2 separate regions of the Homo sapiens genome follow, and region 2 is linked to region 1. Evidence: chromatin loops called from intact Hi-C (ENCODE). Cell type or tissue: endothelial cell of umbilical vein. All regions are shown on one strand. Each heading gives the region's core, and the rest is flanking DNA. Links, peaks and the distances in the headings are about the cores only.

The links. Peaks named below come from ENCODE experiments on the same cell type or tissue, not always from the same donor. Only the 100,000 strongest peaks of a DNase experiment are listed, where the experiment ranks them.
Region 2: a loop joins it to region 1, with 3 times the contacts of the local background. A loop is called at or near these places in 2 of 110 quality-filtered maps.

What each region holds. Positions count from the first base shown.
Region 1 is chr15:95,126,960-95,134,042 of GRCh38, reverse strand. It overlaps LOC105370991 (a long non-coding RNA gene), which reads right to left. Exons shown (of 12, transcript XR_002957693.2): 6 at 3,882-3,974; 7 at 1,013-1,171. LOC105370990 (a long non-coding RNA gene) reads left to right here. Exons shown (of 5, transcript XR_932646.3): 5 at 1,302-1,444. Among named protein-coding and RNA genes, the nearest start is that of LETR1, 200 kb to the left of the region's middle. In endothelial cell of umbilical vein, for the core only: no CTCF peak of the experiment used is centred there; a DNase peak (open chromatin) is centred at 2,712; H3K27ac peaks cover 643 bases.
Region 2 is chr15:96,318,034-96,325,116 of GRCh38, reverse strand. The region is part of intron 1 of NR2F2-AS1 (NR2F2 antisense RNA 1); the gene reads left to right. Among named protein-coding and RNA genes, the nearest start is that of NR2F2-AS1, 5.5 kb to the left of the region's middle. In endothelial cell of umbilical vein, for the core only: a CTCF peak has its summit at 3,265 (motif pointing right); DNase peaks (open chromatin) are centred at 2,036, 2,286, 2,616, 2,836 and 2 weaker places; H3K4me3 peaks cover 3,195 bases; H3K27ac peaks cover 4,574 bases.

The DNA.
Region 1 (7,083 bases), core at 756-5,755:
GAAAAAAACCAAACTTCACATATGAAGTCTTTTTTTTTTTTTTTTTTTTTTGAGACAGAGGCTGGAGTGCAGTGGTGCCATCTCAGCTGACTGCAAACTCTGCCTCCTGGGTTCAAGCGATTCTCCTGCCTCAGTCTCCAAAGTCGCTGGGATTACAGGTGCGCACCACCATGCCCAGCTAATTTTTATGTTTTTAGTAGAGACGGGGCTTCACGACGTTGGCCAGGATGGTCTCAAACTCCTCACCTCAAATGATCCACCGTGCCCGGCCCTCTTTTCTGTTTAATCTTTAGACTTTAACAGTTTACAAGGTGGGACTCATCAACTACTTTAGTAATTAGTATAGTGTTAAGCATAAATCAAGTGGCTCAATAGGAAAGAGAACCTTAGGGTAGGTATTGGCAGTGATGGTGATGGGTGAGGGGTGGTGCTGAACAGTGGATGCATTGCTTCCCCTGGACCTGAAGGGACAGACAAGAGGCATGCGGATTCTTCTTGGAACAAATTTGGAACCAAATTATGAGAAGGCATCTTTGACTATTGAGACGTTGTTATTCTATATAATAAAAAGGCATTGCTTTAAGGGAATAGACATTTATGATTGAAGGGAAGTTTGTAAGTTACAAGGCTATAGTGGAAAGGCAGAAGAATACAGGCTTGGGAAACAGAAACACATAGGCTCAAATTTCAGATGTCACTTATTGGTGAAATAAAGTTGAACAAGTTTTTTAAATTCTCCTGGGTCAAAATTAGTATTACCCTTAAACTGAAGATAACAGCATCTAGCTGGAAGTTTTAACATGAAGCCTAAATTAAAAACAGTGCAGGTCATGACTGGATATATGGGTAGGTGATACCTTATGTTCTATATAAAGGAAACATTTAAAAAATGGGTTTTGTATCAAATCATGAGATGATGATTGGGTGGAGCCCAAGCAACATGTGTGAAATTCACATTTGAGAGGCTTAAATAACCCCTGGAAAAACATGAAGAAACAATGAATAAGACAACCTGTGGTTTCAGATGTCAGCCTCAAACTCCAAGTCAGAATAGCCGGCAATCCATAGTGATGGCTCCAACAGGCATTCAAGTGACTTTTCACCCAAGAATGTGCTGTGTTCCAGGGCAGTTAGCAATTTCTCTGATGGTTAATGATCCTCCCTATCAACCCTGGTGGAAGACAGTTAGTTATTCACTGCAACCAAGTGCAGATCATTTCCACTTACTTTACCATCTAACTGTGAAGATTATTAAGGAAAAGGACTTTTTCTTCTTCTCTCTTCTAACATGTTAAACTAAGAACCTTCCCACTGTGAACTACTGGCATCTTACTTTTTGACCCCTTGACAAGAAGAACTGGAGTTACCAAAATGCTGTCATTTAAGGTGTTGGAGTGGAAACCAGAACATTACCTATTATCAAGAAGGGGTTTCTTCTAAGGCATTCAGGTCTGTATAACATTTGTGCAAAAATGACTGGTCCATTTGGAAATGAGTGGTTGGAAAAGAGTCTGGAACTTAATACAGAATTGTGAGTCAGGCTTTAGAAGCAGGTATCTTAGCTCAGGCTGTTTTAGCTCCCAGCTTAGACTTGGAGGCTTATAAACAATAGACATTTATTTCTCACAATTCTCAGGCCAAAAGTCCAAGACCAGGGGGCCAGCATGATCAGGTTCTGGTGAGGGCCCTCTTCTAGGTTACCGACTGCTGACTTATATCTTCACATGGTGGAGAGAGACAGCCCTCTCTGGGGTCCCTTATATAAGAGCACTAATCCCACTCATGAGCCATCATGACAGAGCCCACCTCGTAATACCATCACATTTGTAGAAGGGTGTTGGGATTTCAACATATTAATTTTAGGGGGACAAATATTTAATTAATTGAAGCCCAAAGAAACAATCTTTACAATTGCAGAATCTCTGAAATTAGCCTATCCTTTTCCCCCATGATACAGCTCTGATTTCATTGTTAACATCTTTCTCAGAAGTTCAGCATTTCTAGTGCCAGGAGAACTAAATGTTAACTCTTGAGAAAAAATACATTCCTTCTCCCTGGAATGTGCTCTTTCATCTTGTAATTTTAAAGTGGAATGGGACATTTTTCTTTTCTCATTTTATACGTGAACCGATTCTTTTGTCGATACCAACTGTATCTCGTCAGTGTCATTTATAGTTATTATGAAGAGTGAAATGGAATGAAATTTGATAAAAAATAGAAACCACTTATTAAAGCTACCTAATTGGGGAAAGGTGAGTTTAATCTACTGTTTCATTTTTAAGTTTCTGTTTCCTCTCCTTTTCCTCATAAATAGGAAAAAAAATTGGCACAGAAACTTGGCTCTTGAGATTGTGAAGAAAGTTTATTCTACATGGAACTTGACACACGCTGATCAGGGAATCTCTTTTGTCTGCGGACTTTCTTTAAAAAAGAAGAATTGGTTTCTTAACTGCTTTCAAAGGTTGCCTTGATAAGTTTCTTTGTGTCATTGTATCTTTCATTTTGAGTTGAAGGTTTTTCACCCAACCCTTATTATAGATGACCTAACATTTTGCTCCGGGGCTGATGCCAGAACCCTTTTCCTTTAGTTCCTGGCAAGGTTGCTGCCATTTCCTATCTCACGCCTTCCTGAATTTACCTAAACTGAAGTTCCAGGCTTTTGTTGAAATGCTTTTCTCCCTTCCGCTCTTGTGTACCCTGTGTCACATTATCTGCAAAAGGTCGCAACCAACTTCCCTTCACTGTGGACACAGGAAGGGGAAATGAAGAGGGGAGAAGTTACTGATCTGATTCTAGAGGTCAAGGGTGTGGGAGGGTGAATGTACATTTCTCAATAGCTTTCGCTGCAGTGTGTGCTTTCCTTTGTTGACCATCCCTTGCTATTGTGTTGGGGAGTCTTTTAATAACACCCAGCAGAGTTGACTCAATGGCAATACCAAGATGAGAAAGACTTGGTAAAAAAAAAAAAAATTATGTGTGCACATTTGCCTGGCACATACACAGCAAATAACCAGCTATTTATTTCTGCAGGATATTCTGCGCCTGCAGCTTTTCTCACGTCATAGAGAGTTTCAACGTACTTAATTCTCACAGCATCTCATTAAAATAAGTGTTCTTTCACCACTCTAAAGTGAATAAGACTATAAACAGAGAATTAGGGAGGAGCAGTCCATTGCCTAAGATCACACAGCAAGCGGCAGGTCCACTGTTCAGAATCGATACCCACCCCTGCTTTTTCAATCTTCCAGGCTGCTGTTAATGTATGAGCACACAGGCTGCTGACGTGGAAATCAAAGTTACAATCTAGGACAACTTTTTCACATCAAAAGGGCAGTGAGATTATCTTTTGCATTTAAATTATTCTCTTCTGGTGCAGCAGGCTAATTAATGTTAGTGTATTTCCATTTTTCCAGCCCAGAGATCCTTGGATGACTCTCAAGGTGCCTCACTTGCAACCTGGGTCTCTTGCAGGCCTTAATTTCCGTAATGAGACTCCTCTGCTCCACTGTCTCTGCAGGGCTGATGGTAGCCCTATGGCTCTTCCATCCAGTTTATGGGGATTACAAAAGGAGCCTCAGAGTCACGTAATAGGCAGGACCACTGCTCTTAACAGGGTCCAGCATCTGGGAGGGCAAGGCCTGGCATGGGGTTGGGACAAGGCATGTTTACAACAGCCTAACCAGTGAGCTTGAGCTTTTCAAGACCATTGAGAGGGTACTTTGGAAATTGCAGGAGTGCATTCATGAATACGCAAATGTCTTTGATTTATTAGCATCCCTTAAGCATGAGAACTAATAGGGTAACACATCAAAGGTAACATTTGCCTTGTAAAGGGAGGGCTCTGTAAACATGAACAGTGGAAAGAAAGAAAGAAAACAGACCTTCTGTTTTGATGTCATATCCATCCTCAGCACCTGCTTCTGGTCGGAAGATGCAATCCTTCATTCTGAGTATTTCCTCTGGCCAAGCCCATACTTTGGGGCCAGAATTAAAGGGAAAGAAAAGGAAAGAGAGAAAGAGAGAGAAGAAAACAGAAAGGAAAGAGAGGAGAGGTGAAGCAGATAAATGGAAAAATCAGTGAGGACCCAGAAAAGTAATTGTTTGCATTTACTCTAAGTGTAGAAAGTTGTCTTCTTCATTGCTTAATTCAAGGACAAATAGTGAAAGTATTTTCTAGGGGGAAATAATGAGGCATCGAGAGGTTAAGTGGGCGGCTGGGAGGAGCATCCAGGGCTCTGACTTTCCGTCCCCATCCAGCTGCACTTCCTCCTCAGTTGGGGCCAAGTCCAAGACCACAAAAGACGCACTAGGCATCCAAATAAAGCAAATAAAACAGAACATGCAAACCTTTATGCAGCCTTAATGAAAGCAAATGGATGGGACATTTTAAAGATATAACTTTAACCAGACCATTGCCTAATGGCCATATTTTCAAGACAAAATGTATCACAATCACATACTAATTTAAATTATCACTCTTACAGAAATTGGATAGGAAAATTTTAAATCTGTATGCATCTCTGAAACATTTAGAAATGCATTGCTCTCCAAAGCTAAATTGTGAGGGAAGCTGAGAGCTTACACTTAACAACATAATTTTTCTTCTCCACCCTCAACCTGCCTTTTATGTTACTTCCTTAATGGTCTTTCTTAAACAAACACAAAAACAAAGATTTTCTTCTGATTTTAGAAGCAATAGAGCAATAGGTACCTGTTTTAGAAAATTTGGAAAGCACACAAAATTTTCAACAATAAAAATAAAAGCCACCTATAAAAGAAAACGTACCCTTATTTTGGAGCACCATATGGGGTAAGAGGCACCGGGAGTTAGATATGAACTGACCCAGGTTTAGCCTCAGCTCTGTCCCTCAATATTGATGAGTTTCCAGGAAAATTACTTAGCCCTTTCAGAACTCACGACGTCCTTTGCAAAATGGAGGTACTAAGAGTGCTTATATTGTAGGATGCCAAAGAGGACTAAAAGGTGTGTGTCCAGTGCCTGGCATGACAGCACTCAGCAGGTTTTATTGAGCACTAACTCTTTGCCAGATGGTAAATTCAGCTTTATATACAGATTATCAAGTTATCAGTGGGGGAGTTGAGATTTGACACCCCCACACACACAAAATAAAAATATTTTGTTAAAATTCTTGCGATTATGTTTCCCAGAAATATTTTTCTAAAGTTGATATTATAAAATATGTATACTTTTACATGTTATGTGGAGTGCTGTAGCATAAATCCCCTGATAATATAGACACTCAAATATTTGTGACAGCTGCATAATACTTCAATATAGACTACTACATGGTTTACTTAAGTAATCCTCAATTATTGGACTTCTAAGTTTTTGTTTGTTTGCTCATTTTTTGAAGAAAACACTTTTGTTTATTAACCTTTTAAGGAATGTTAGATTTCCCTTTACTTAGAATAATATGATTGGGTCAACATTAAGGTACATTTTAAAGGTATAAGTTTCATTTCATCTTGATGAATTACTTTCTACATTATTACGTCAATTATTCACAAGTTAATATATAAAGACAATGCAACTCCAATTAAAACCCTAAAATGATTTATTTGAAGATAGGCTCTTTGACAAAATATTCTAAATTTCACCCAAAACACTAGTTGTTAGAATAGATAGAACTTTTTCTCAAGTGAAAAGTTGAGAGCTACAAAAGTTCAATTTCCTTAGTTCTAAAAATTAAAATGAAAATTATATATGTATGTATAATCGGCTGTGAATTTTACTCTCTGGATATAACAGCAATTTGGTCTTACTATGGTGCCCCAAGATTTAAATATTATGCTTTTATGTTTAAAAATACTACAAATCAAATAACCCCCAGTTCACCACAGGTAAGCCCGTCAATACGTAGAATTCTGGATTTTTCCCCAAGGCTGTGGGGTTTGCATATGCACGATAATGACGGCCAAAAATCTCACTTAGAACACAACATCATACGACAGAAATATTTACCAGTTGTTCTCAAAAAATAAATAGGGGTAAAAAAAAATTTATGGACAAATGGATTCAAAATCCCAAATTGGGACCCCAACTATGTAATGACATCCCTGCTTCATCTCAGCTCACCTGCCCACCAGATAGGAGCTCCTGCCTCAGTTGCTGGATGTATCTGGTGGCTTAGTTAGTGCAGGGTTTAAGGCAGGCAGGGTGAGGGCTGCTTTTGAGTTGGTAAGGGAGGCTGGAGAAGGGGATGGTAAAGCTCAGGACTGTGACCCTGTGGTGTAATGCTTGTCAGAAACTTGAAACTCTTCAGCCTTTCTCCCTTCCCAGTGTTATACATTTGGTCAATTTGTTTCGATTCTGCTTTTCCTAGCTTTCTCAAATCTTCATCCCCATCACATCCTGGCTATTGCTTATCAGCTCAAATCCTCATTATCCTGATGCATTTAGAAGGCAAATAAATGCAGCCACAGCACAGTGAGCTACAAGGACTTGGCTGAGAGTAAGATCAGAACTTCCTGTGAGGAAGCTACCATGGACTGTAAAGGAGGTCATTTAAAGCCCTTGTTAGATGTAGTAACATTCCTTAAAATCATGTGGTTTGCATAGGATTAGGGCGCTTGTAAGTCATCTGGAAAATGCATACTCCTAAAAATCAGTCTTTCCTTAGCCTCTTCACTCATAAGCTACTTTTCGTACTCCTTATGAGAATATCCTTTTCATTAAATATTATTATATATTGGTTTTAATGTTTGCATAATATTTACTTTATGAATGTATCTGGATTTTGTAAAATACTCAACCTTTGAAGACTTAGATTTTTTCTTTCTAATTTTGACTTGCTATAAACTACACTAGGATGAATATATTTTTAGCTATTGCGTTATAAATGTTCATGATTATTTTCTTAGGACAAATTCCTGGAGAAGGAAATGCTGCACCAATGGGTACACGAGATGCCTCCCATAAAAATCATACCAAGGTTTATGCCTACCAATAAATACATATAATAAATGTATACATACACAGACATAAACACACCAATGTATAAGCCAATGAATAGCATATATATGCTCACATGCTTATACATATATATATTATATAATTGTCAT
Region 2 (7,083 bases), core at 805-5,804, 1.2 Mb before region 1:
CTTGTCTTAAACAGGAATTAAGTTAAACACAGTGCTGAATGTTAATTACATGTTTACTGGCTAATGAAAATTACAAATGGTTTTGCCACCTCAAACAATGATGAAAACTCTGAAGACACTGTAATTATATACTTTGAGCAAAATAACTCAGAATATTGATCATAAGAAGTGTAAATCTTTTTTAACTATTCATTAATACCATAAATATGGGCTACAGAAGTTTTTCCTTGCGGTTTGTCTCATCAGTTATACTGAGTGGATGGATGGTGAGGCTCCTCTGGGGAGGAGGTGAACTCATTCTCTTAGTAGAAGGAGGCCACTTGTGTAACTCGGGGGTGCCCCCTCCCTTTCGCCCCCGCCCCCTTCATCCCCAGCCGAAGGTCGAGGAATAGTTGAACAGGAAGGCTGGACTCAGGGCAGGTGAAGATGATCACAGCCTGGCCTTTTCTCTCCCCTCCCTGCCCATCTCATTCCTCTCCCTTCTCCCTTTCCTGCCAGTTCTGATAGATGACTGCCTTCCCCAGCTCGGGCACCAGTGGGATAACCTGGCATTCGGGGGTTCCTAATGGAGGACCAGTTAGACCAAGAAACTCACCCCCACCCACAACCCAGCCGTGGAGCCCTGACAACTTCAATTCCCTCCTTCAGAGATGGCTCAGGCAGTTCATTGCAAAAGAAGAAGAAAAAAAAGTTAGGGATGGAGGTTGCTATTGGGTAAGGTGGCTCAGGCGGCTGAACCAGAACTGGTTTCCCTGGGTTTGGGAGCAGAAAAAATTTTTTGTTGTGGTTTTCTTTTAACTTTGGCCAAAGTTGTAGTGCTGGCAGCCACTCGGATCTAGGAGGTCAAAGGTGAGGGCTGCACTAACCCTAAACGGCTGTCCTGGCCTGGCTACAAGGCCAAACAGGCAGGGGAAAGGGGGTTTGTCAGCCTTGCAGCTTGGCACTTTGGAGGGGGCATCTGTGGAACCCATACTTGGGGGGCACAGCATCAAGTGTGGGTTTTAAGTGAAATATTGAGGATTTTTTTTTAAAAAAGTGCCCTAGGCTTGTGGGACTAGAGTCCTCTTTTTCCCTGAGAATTCCCAAGGCGCTGGTCTTTGTCTTAGAAGGAATGGAGTTTCTGAATGGTGTGAAAGGGACAGAGAGGGTCGCTTCAAATCGATTTTACTTGTCCTTTCTGTCTTTTCGGATCAACGCCCTTCAATGGGCACAGAGGTGCTCTTTCAACCAAAAACTTGTGCTACATTTTCTGCCTGTATTGGTGCTAAATACAATAAGCACTGGGCAGGGTTTTTTTTTTTTTTTTCTTTGCTCTCCAAAGCAAGAAAGCACCCTAATTAAATTGTTTTATATGGACAGTCAAGACGGACCAATTAAGTATGCATTAGTATAAAGATATAGTCTGCAGATAAGGTTGTTTAGAAAATCATGTGTAGGACAAAGGAGAGGGCGCTAGCATTTTGGAGAGGTGCCTAGACCCAGCAAGGTCATGCCCCTTCCTTCTTGGGCCCCAGGGGAATTGCAAAGGCCCGGGCCCCAGGTGAGAGGGGAACAAGCTCGCTAACAGGTGGGCGACATTGCCGGAGACTTTCAGGCCCGAAGCCCCGGCCCAAGAGTAGTGGAGTCCGAGGGTCGGGATTCCTCACATCTTACTCGGGCAACGTAGCAGACCGAGGTAGCGCTCCCGTAGGACGCAGCGGGACCCCGCAGTGCCCTACTCCAGGTCCACGGTGCGGCCCTGCAATAATGAAATCGTCTGCGCCCGGGGAAGGCCAGGAGGGCCAGGGGACACAGACGGTGTCACGGCCGCAGCCCTCTCACAGCCACTATCAGGGCAGGAGGCCTCCACCTAACAATTCCAAGCTAAGCGCTTTTTCTGATCTTAGGAAAGAGGAGGAGTTTTTCTGCGAGGAAAGTAACGCTTCCACCCGACGCCATCCGGCCCGATGGACGTCGAGGATCAGTCTCCAGAGTAGGAGAAAGGCCGACGGGTCGGAGAAAGGGTAGCAGGGAGAGCGGCTCGTCATCCAGCAGATGCAGCTCTGGGCTTCTCCACCCCCTCTCCTCCCTCAGAGGTGTGGGCGGGCGGAGAGCATCTCTCCTCGAAGGAGGCGACCCCCATAGCAGGGGCCGGGGCCTCCCCGCGTCGCGGCTCAGGGCTGTGATAGGTGGTCCCCGGGCCGAGGGGGCGCGAGCGCCGCGCGTTGCTGCTGGAAGGGCTCGCAGGGCGCACAGGGCAACCCTTAGTAGGGCGGGAGGGAGGAGTGCGGGCGAGAATTAGAGCCTGGGGAAGTGGCTGAATGTCAAAAGTAAAAGGTTGAAAAGCCAATTTTCCAGGCGCGCTTTCGCCCCCCTTAGCTGGTTGCAGGGGCCGTAAATCAGCGGCCGGCGGCGAGGGCGGGAGGAGCCCCCTCGGCGAGCTCGGCGCGGCCCCGCCCGGACCGTGCGCACCTCCCGGTGGGCCCCGAATCGATCCGAAGCCCAGCTAAGGATGTCAGCGCACTAAATATTTACTGATCACACACAAATAGCCGGGGCTCGAACGATTTTCCTCTGTGAGGAGAGCGCGGAGAGAAGGGTAAATCATTTTATTAGTGTGGATAAAGCCCAGAGCACACTCCGGGCTGGAGTGTTTTAAGATGTGTCTTCAACAGGATGAAAAGAGTTAGGGAAATCGATACCGAGTGATTAGAAGCCCCCGGGGTGACGAAGGGGGACTGGGCTTTCAGGGATTTGGCGAGGCCGAGAGGGGGGAGCAGGCCTCAAGGGGGGCGGCCCGACCACCGCCAGGGAGCTCCCGGCTCAGGCCTCCGTCCCTCCCTCCTCGACGGGAGACGCCAGGGCGCAGCGAGCTGCGGGGAGTCCACTGCGGCCAGGCTTCGTGGTGCCGGCGCCGGGTGAAGGCTGCGCGGGCCGCCGCGGGGCCGAGGGCTTGAGAGCCACTGGCTTCAAGCCGCGAGTGGCAGAGGCCAGGCAGCCGCGGGAGTGGATTGCAGGCGCGGTGTGGGAACGCCGGCAAGTCCCCCGCACGCAGTCTCTCCAGACAGCCTCGGGGATTGAAGGTGTGGCCTAAACAGGTTGCATTTCTCCTGCTGGCATTTCGGGTACTCCTCCCAGCCGCGACCCGATGCACCCTCGAACTTTCTCCCGGAGAAATCTCTACCCATCCTGTCTTTTAATATTTTTCAAGAGGTCTCAATGGCCCATCCCCGCCAGCTGCCTCTTCCTCCCACCCACTCGGTGTCAGGGGCGGCCGCCGGGTGGCGGAACCCGCTGGGGACTGCCGGGAGAGTGGGTTCCAGGTTCCCTGCTCGTGGGCAGGTGGGACGACATCTGAGGCCGAGGAGGAAGGCAGGGGGCTGGGTGACAGGCACCGAGGAAGCCCCAGGACGTCAGCGTCCTCTCCTAGGCGGGAACTCAGCTTTGGGGGTACCAGGCCACCCCCAGCGATGGAAACCCGCCCGGGGCCCTTGGCTGGGTACTGCGAACCCAAGTGGCCAAGGAGTAAAGGCTGGCAGGGCTTGACGAAGTTAGCAAGGCTTTGAGGGGAGTTTGCTGGGAGGGAGAGCAAAACCCCCAAACTCAAGCAGCGAAGCCCTGGCGCGAAAATGGCTTTTCACTTCTCCAAGCGCAAGTCTCTCTCGCTACTGTGAACAAACCTTGAGGTTCGAAACAGCTGCAAATAATCAAGTAGGCGCAAATTTCGGGAGGGGAAAGGAGGGGCAAAAGGTAAGAAAAGGGGAGAATCTTTTTCGTTTCTTCTTCCTTTTCCCGCTCCTGGCCTTTTCCTAAATATCTGCGCTCCCTAAAGCAACTGATAGCTACCTACGTTTGTTTATTTATTTAGAAAGGTTCACCCCCCCCCCACCACCACCCCCCAATTGCTCGATTTTCTTGGCAGCTTGAGGGATCCAATCCAGGCTGCCCTGCTTGGCTCTTCGGTGCAACAGGAAATGTAGCTGCAGATCCAATTAACCATTTTCCAGAAGAGAATTTCTTTTTTTTTTTTTTTTAAATGAATCCCAGTGGATTGAAGCGACCGTGTTCAGGTGTGAGGCTATCGGGTACCTCGCATTCCTTCCCCGGTAATCCTCCAATTCCTGCGTTGGAAGTTCGCAAGCCAAGCTGACCTGGAAGGTGTCAGGAGCCGGGTGTCCATTAACCCTTCTTGGTCTTGGCCAGAACGAAGGTTAACTACAGTGATCTACCAAAAAGAGACGTAGCAAAAAGGAAGCGAGGGAGGGAGGGAGCAAAGGAAGAAGGATGAAAGGAGGAAAGGGTATATTCACTCTAGTTGCCAGAATTTTAGAGCTCTGCCCTTCACTGGTCCTCTCCCACCTCCACCCTTCCTATGAAAGCAGGTTTCCATTCAGATAGACAACAGTCTCATCCATCACCCGCAGCACACTCCATGGAGATGGACTTTAGGGAATAAGAAAATATAATATAGTGAAATATTTTCTTGTATTTAACTGACCGTCTAGTCCATTTAAAAAATATTTCTAACCATGTCTACAGCAGTAGATTGCCGTGGCAGAGAGTTTTAAAAACTAAAAAAAAAAAAAAAAAAAACTAAAAAAAAATTACATGGTTTATTTAAATAAAAGCTAATTTTAGAATCTTGTCAGTAGCCACATTATAGCCATAAAATCTGGGTGAGATTAGAAAAATATATTCTGCTGGTTTCAAACCTGGTGGCTGCAGGAAGGTGTATGCACGTGGGTGTGTATATTCTGATGGTGTTAGAAGTTCCTTGATGGATTAAAGGTTCATATACTCAGGCACTAGATAGAGGCTGTCACTCATGTGTACTGGCAAAAAGGCAGAAGGCAGTACAAAAAAGAGTTTTGAATGAGCTCCTTAGAACCACCATTGTTGAAATACAAGCTGAAGCAACTTAGCTATGGTAGAGCTACCGTGGCTTGCAAAATCACAGAAAGACACTTCAAAGTAAAGCCATCAGTTTTGCAGTTTGGTAGCTTTGGCAAGGCATTTAAATAAAAGGTGAGCATCTTTTGCCTAAATATTTAAAAATTCAGGGATATGCTACTCATTCTATTTTACTTTTCAATGGATTGAAGAATTAAAGGAGAACAGGCTATAGCTAGAGATGATGGCATAAGGGGGCTCTCTGCCCATTTAACCAAGTGTGATGTGGGCTATACATGCTTTTAATGCTAATATTATATTGTAAGGCAAATCCTGCTGAGAAAGTTCCAAAGACATCTAAAGCCATGTGGACATCAGCTCATACTTAGTAGTGGACAGAGTGAGGAATTATTGTCTGGTTCTATATTTTTCTCTTTCTCAAGAGTCTGGTAATGAAATCTTTTAAATGACAGTTAATTTTTGGTATGTAAAAAAAAGCATTAATCAAATGATATCAAGTGCCAGTCATTTAAATGTGAAGGTGTTAGTAAGGCAAATACCCAGATAAATTAATATGGTTAATTAGCTGCATCAGTAGTACTCAAAGAAAATACAAGCAGAACAACAAAAGGGATCTAATTTAATTTTCTTAAAACACAAACTCAAGGTGAATTGCAGTTGGAGAAAAATAGTTTAAGGAGCGATTTCCATTCTATTGGTTTTTATAAGGTTTTTTTTGGGGGGGGGACAGTTTCAATATAAAGGAGTAAGTAGGTGGACAGAGACAGACATACTGTCATAATAGGGAAACATGCACAAATTAATTACAACCTCATTTCTCCTCTTAAAAGGCTGATTTCTTGAAAAGTTGAAGGTGCATCTTAAAAATAAATAAAGAACTTCTGTGTAAAATTAAGAGAAGACTGTTTAACTTCATATTCAGCTTCTTGACCATAGGATGTATTAGCTTGAGAATTTACAAAGTGTATTGTTTAAATAAAATTTATACTTTTCTTTTTAGTTTGAATACAAGGTAGAGAAAGATACTTTTCCTATCCATCTATTATAATTCATAATAAATTAATCAACCTTATCTAGGAGATTTCTATGTACTTGACTGAGGTAAATGGATTGAGAGGAAGTCACTTTAAATAGTTTAAAGCAAAACTGAGAACATTAAAGGAAGGGAATATTGAATTCAGTGAAAAATGTCACATTGGTTATTTCTTGGCAGAACCACATCACATCACCGTCAGGGAGAAGAAGATAGCAAAATTGGGGAAGCCTATTTCTGTGTAGAATGTATGTTAATAACTTATTTACTTCTAAAGGTATGTTGCAATTTCTTTGCATATACTTTGTTGCCACATTACCAAGTAATTAAAAAGATGCTACTATTGTGATATTTAAGTAGTGAGGATTTTAAAGATACTTTTCTTCTTAGCCTCCTCTGAGTGATAAAGACTTATGCCTATTTACTCATTGATTTTCTTACATGTGATTTTGGTTAATTTAATGGCTTTTAAAATTAGATACTATTTTGCTAAAGTCTACACTGTATATAAATTGAAAACAAATTCAAAAGTATCAAATCTTTTTCAGGAATTGCAATTTGAATGTTCAGTTATTGAAGAGCTACTATTTCAACCCCCCAGGTTCTATTAAAAACAAACAACTAAACCTGTTCTTCTTTCCTAACAACTCTTAAAATTGCAACTGACATGGCTGTGGATGAATGAATATTTAATATGAGTCTTTAACCCTCCTTTCCTATTTACCCTGGAAATGCCTTTAATTTGTCTTTTATGCTTACGTATTTTAAAAAGCATTAGTCAGTATACAAGAATTATTCACTCCCTTTTTAAAATCAGTGAATAAAAATTCTAATTATAGAAAAGAGGTGTGATGTTTATTCTGAAGTTTCAGTAGCATGCTAAGGTTTTTAAAATAAACTAGAAGAAACACTATCCTAGATAAATTAAAATAGGGCAGTTGTTGGGTAGGGTTTACATTCATATCCTTCTGCCTTTTTGCTTTTGGTACAAAGATATTTGGGTTTTTGTCTTCACATACTGTCTATTGTTAACAGAGTGAATTTTTGAAGTTAAAAATATTTTCAAATTGTCTCGCCTTTATAGTCGAATGCATTATTAAATTGAAAAAATAATATTCACTTTTGTGTTCAAATTGGTATGTCCAGGCAATAATGAGAAA